Linked DNA regions of Homo sapiens: region 2 is linked to region 1. Evidence: read pairs that join two places in POLR2A ChIA-PET (ENCODE). Cell type or tissue: PC-3. All regions are shown on one strand.

The links. ChIA-PET counts read pairs that join two places held together with the same protein. Peaks named below come from ENCODE experiments on the same cell type or tissue, not always from the same donor. Only the 100,000 strongest peaks of a DNase experiment are listed, where the experiment ranks them.
Region 2: POLR2A ChIA-PET joins it to region 1 with 6 read pairs; 4 of 35 experiments call an interaction of 5 or more read pairs at or near these places.

The regions. Positions count from the first base shown.
Region 1 is chr3:171,800,720-171,803,219 of GRCh38, forward strand. All of the region lies in intron 1 of PLD1 (phospholipase D1), which reads right to left. Among named protein-coding and RNA genes, the nearest start is that of PLD1, 8.5 kb to the right of the region's middle. In PC-3, no CTCF peak of the experiment used is centred here; a DNase peak (open chromatin) is centred at 1,362; H3K27ac peaks cover 2,500 bases.
Region 2 is chr3:171,649,474-171,651,973 of GRCh38, forward strand. All of the region lies in intron 21 of PLD1 (phospholipase D1), which reads right to left. Among named protein-coding and RNA genes, the nearest start is that of PLD1, 160 kb to the right of the region's middle. In PC-3, no CTCF peak of the experiment used is centred here; no DNase peak of the experiment used is centred here.

The DNA.
Region 1 (2,500 bases):
TTCTCACAGTTCTGGGGGCTAGGAAGTCCAAGATCAAGGTGCTTGCAGATTTGGTGTCTGGTGAAGGCCTGCTTCCCCAGAGGCTGCCTTTTCACTAACCCGTCACTTAGTGAAGAGAGTCAGAGGTCCCTCTCTGGCCTCTTTTATAAAGGCACTAATCTCATTGATAAGGGCAGAGCCACCATGGCCTAATCATCTCCTAAAGGCCTCACCTCCTAATACCATCACCCCTTGGGGTGAGGATTTCAACATATGAATTTGAGGAAGACAAATATTCATACCACTGTACTGCCCTGAAACAAAGCAGTTTGAAAATCACTATCAAGGAAAATTGGAACATACAATCATTATAAAAGCCAGCCCATTTCAGGAGGCCTGGCAGGATTCTGCTGCACAATTCAGTCCTGCCTTTGGATGACTGCATTAGACTATAAGCTGTGGGGCTGGAACCACATTTTAGACTCACTAGCCTAGGCCTAGTACTGTGTTAGCACCAAAAAGACTCTGTGCTTGATAAATTCTTCAACACCATCCTGAAGAGGGGCTATTGCAAATACAGGATGAAAGCTTTCACTGCCAACTTTATTGGCCTTCCAGGCAATGGATCTGCAAAAATTACTTCACTGTCAGTCAAACCTACCCCGTGTATCTGGTGAGATCAGACAGGACGAACATATCCAACATGCGTTTCTGGCATGCCTTTCTTTTTGTTTCTTGTTTTTGTTTTGAGACGGAGTCTCGCTCTGTCACCCAGGCTGGAGTGCTATGGCACGATCTCAGCTCACTGTAACCTCCACCTCCTAGGTTCAAGCAATTCTCCTGCCTCAGCCTCCCAAGTAGCTAGGATTACAGGCACTCACCACCACACGCAGCTAATTTTTGTATTTTTAGTAGAGATGAGGTTTCACCGTGTTGGTCAGGCTGGTCTTGAACTCCTGTCCTCAAGTGATCTACCTGCCTCAGCCTTCCAAAGTGCCGGGATAACAGGCATGAGCCACTGTGCCCAGCCTATGGCCTGCCTTTCTTACAAAGTGATACACATTTCCCTAGTCCCCATGACACTACCAAAAACCACCCCGGTAGAACTCAAAAAAGGTAGGAAACAGGAGTTTCCCCAAATCAGTCTCATTTATGTTACGATACTTTCATGTTTAATCGATCCATTCTATCACAGATTATACACCCACATGACAGATGCAACTGAAACAAGTTTTTGCAAGCTCTCTGAAAACGACAGGAGGCATTCACATAGAAAGCTACAGATTTTATTTCTCATCAGTTGAGAGCAGCACTTTGTTCCAAATTGCAGTAATATCTCAGCAATGAATCATTGTCATAAAAACAGCAACATCTGTGAGGTCAGAAAAGAACAATTAGGAAAACAAATGAATCCCTTGGGAACCAGGGTTCACACTAACATCATATATTTATATAACAACTTGGAAAGGTAGTCATTCAACAAGTAGTTAGTGAGCACCTACTACATGTCAGGAAAGTCCCTACTCTCATAAAGCTTAAGTTCTTGTGTAGAAAACCCAGTAAGCAAGAAAAAGAGAAAAGAAAAAGAATTTCAGATAGTGGTGAATCCTAGCATGAAAATAACCCTAGGTGAAAGGCTGGAACAGGATCAGGTAGCAAGCAATGCAATGTGGACTGTGAAGTGAGGCAGCTTTCAATGGTCAGGGAAAAAACCTTTCCAAGGAGATAACATTTGACCATTTTGTCATTGATCCAAATGACAAAAAAGAAGGAAGCCATGCAAAGACTTAGGAGAAGTGTGCTCCAGGCAGAGGGAATAGCATGATTAAAAGGCCCTAAGATGGAACAAAGCTTGATGTGTTCTAAAAACAACCTTCCTAACAAACTCTGGAGATAGGCAACTGTAGTTCAGAAAGGTGAGAAACAAGTTGATCAAGGTTACACAGACGCTAAAGTAGAAATGAAACTTAGCACACCTGACTCCTCTGATAGTCTCCCTGCAACACGCTAGCTGCCTTCCTAGTTAGAAACCCAGGCTCCAATGAATGAGCATGAGAAATCAGGCCAATGGGGCAAAGAGTGGCCCCTGATTACCAAGTTTCACAGGATCAGAATTTGAGTTCAAACATAAAAATCGAGGCTACCATACAATGTGGCCAGGGTCCAGCAGCCCAGATGACCTGATTCTAAGCAAGGTACACAGGTGCCAGGGCTGGAGAGCAAGAGCCCACAAGAGGGGCCCAGAAGGCACATGGGGTGATCATCAAACTCCCAAGGGAACTTACAAAATACTATTTTGAGTCCCATTCCTCAAGAATCTAAATTTATTACATATGTGATAGAACCTGGAAATTTGTATTTTAAGAAGTTCCCAGGTGATTTTGTTTAGCCAGACTTTGGAACTACTGTGATGGAGAAGGAGGGAAGGCCAGCTCTTCAGGAGGTTGCAGGGAGAATTCTATCTCTACAAAAGGAAGAATCAAGGGTTAAATTGAATGCAGTTGAGACTTGTACCAGACCA
Region 2 (2,500 bases), 150 kb before region 1:
TTGATCCAATCCACAGAGGACAAGAGTTCCAGCTGCTGAGGAATCCAACGTCCTTCGGAAATACTGAATCCTCACAACATGGGGGTTGTGGAAATGATAGCATTCAGCTTAGGGTAAGAATCTGAGCCCCTAGTGTATAAAATATTTATGATCTTAAAAGCAATCTTGCTTTTGGGGCTAGTGGGCACTAAGCCCCGGATAACTACCCATCATGCCAGCAATCACTTCATCCACATTAGTTCAAAGCAATTTCTACCAAACAGCATTCTCAGGCTTCTTGTTAAAAGTTTTTCTTCAAAATTCACTAACTCTTATGGCAGTGCTACGTATAATAGCTAAAAATTGGAAATAAATGTCCAATAATAAAGGAATGGTTAAATTATGTTGAGCCAGTCAATGGAATGATCACCTTGTAGCCACTAAAAATGACCGCTATGAAGGCTCAGTAGCACAATACTTCTGGTACTGTGTTAAAATGGCCCCAATGCAATGTTATAAGAGAATAAAAATGTGGCAGGCCAATGCTATAAAACATTAAATCATTTTTCCCTTTAAATGTGTTAACTTCCCCCACTCTGTGACCGGAGAAACGAAGCAGGCATTGCTCCCGGGGTGGCACTCTCACAAGGGAAGCAGGACACAAAAACATCAACTTCTTTTAGATTTGGGGAACTGGAGAGATTCTCTAAGCTGAGGCAGGAGTGTAGAGAAATAAGAGCAAGACTCAGGGCAAGGAATCAGTCCTTTGGCCTCAAGCTGAGTTCGGGGAAAAACAGGATAGACCCCACTCTCTTTTCAATGTGAGGATATGAGAGCCAGGAGGATCTGTGCCTTGCTTTCAGGTGAACTCCAGAGAAATGTGGAGCATGTCGTTCAGCAGCTATGCGATGTGGCAGGAGCAGAGGAGAAGTGGTAGAGAGGCAGGCCTGAAAGGTGAAGGCTGACGTCCCCAAGCTACGTTAAGCAGATGCCAGAACAGGCCGGAGGGAGATCAACATCAGTGTCTGGAAGCCCCTTTCCAAAGATCCAGGGCCCCATAGCATTAAGATCAAGGACGGGATGTGGAGGGAGAGGAGGCAGGAGTAGAACCCTGATGCTGAATATAGAAGGGAAATAATGAGAAATCACTGAATTTGGCCACATTTATCAGGAAGTGCCAAAACTAAAACTAAAACCCCTCCTATTGTGTGGAAATGCGCTTGAGCTAGAAATTCAGATGAACTCTAGGAAAAGAAAATAAATTACAATTCAACAGAAAATAGTAGTGTGTGTGTATTAGCCAGGCGTGGTGGCGGGCGCCTGTAGTCCCAGCTACTCGGGAGGCTGAGGCAGGAGAATGGCGTGAACCCGGGAGGCGGAGCTTGGCAGTGAGCCAAAATCGCGGCACTGCACTCCAGCAGCCCGGGCGACAGAGCGAGAATCCGTCTCAAAAAAAAAAAAATTAATTTTAAAATTTTTGTGATTGCTATAAAGCTGTTTGTACCTTTAAAAGCAGAGTACGAATGTACCATGTAGATGGGTCACAGCAGTGATGTACCTCTACTTTCCTTTTCTTGTTTTTCTCTGCTGCATAAGCCCCTCCTCCTTCACCCACAGTCCCTCCTCAGCATGAAGGACAGTTAGGAGAAGCTTGATCTGCTCACAACTGGGTCTCAGGGTCTGGCAAGAAGGCCCCGAGGAAGCTTGATATGCTTCGCTAGTGACAAGACACTTTATTTTTTTGAGAATTTGAGATTTATAGTTTGTATTTCATTACTGTAAACTTCAAGAGCTGCTATAAATCGTCTCGTTGTAGATTTTGCAGCAGTGAATACTGTCAGAAATAGGAAGAATTGTGGTTAGGGCTTAGGGTGTGTGTGTGTGTGTGTGTGTGTGTAAAGAGAATTTTATACTATGGTGGTATCAATTATGTTGGAATTGGATCTGTAGCTTCTTGGTCGTTTGGGACATAACCCCTTTTATTTTGTGCTTGGCAAATCCTTTAAAAGGAGAAGATCCTTCTGGGCTTCAGTTTCCTCATCTGCACATGAAAGAACTGGCTAAAATCATGACTAGTCCACTAGAAATGCTGGCCCTATTTAGCACTGACTTTACCTATCCTCTATGTGACTTCATAGATTATGAACTATTATATATTGTGCACAAACACACATCAGTTTTCTCATTGGTTATCTTTTGAAAATGGCAAGCTTTCAAACATAAGAATGCTGAGGGATTCCCCAGCATGTTTGACTTAGACTTCACCCTGGGCTTGATAGTCTTTGGCAAGCCTAGCCCTGAGTGGCCCCCAAATGAGGTTATATAGAACCTTATACTAAACTGTTCCCACTATGGCCCAGACGGTTTTCATTGTCATTTTTAAGTCTCCTTCTTCCTTCCTCTCTTTTCCAGGGCACATGCTCAGGCTCAAAATGAGTGCTGGCCCCTGCCCTGTGCTAATCTTTACATTTCTCTATCTGCTGAGGTTACCATTTTATACAATTTTTAGAATAGAATAAAA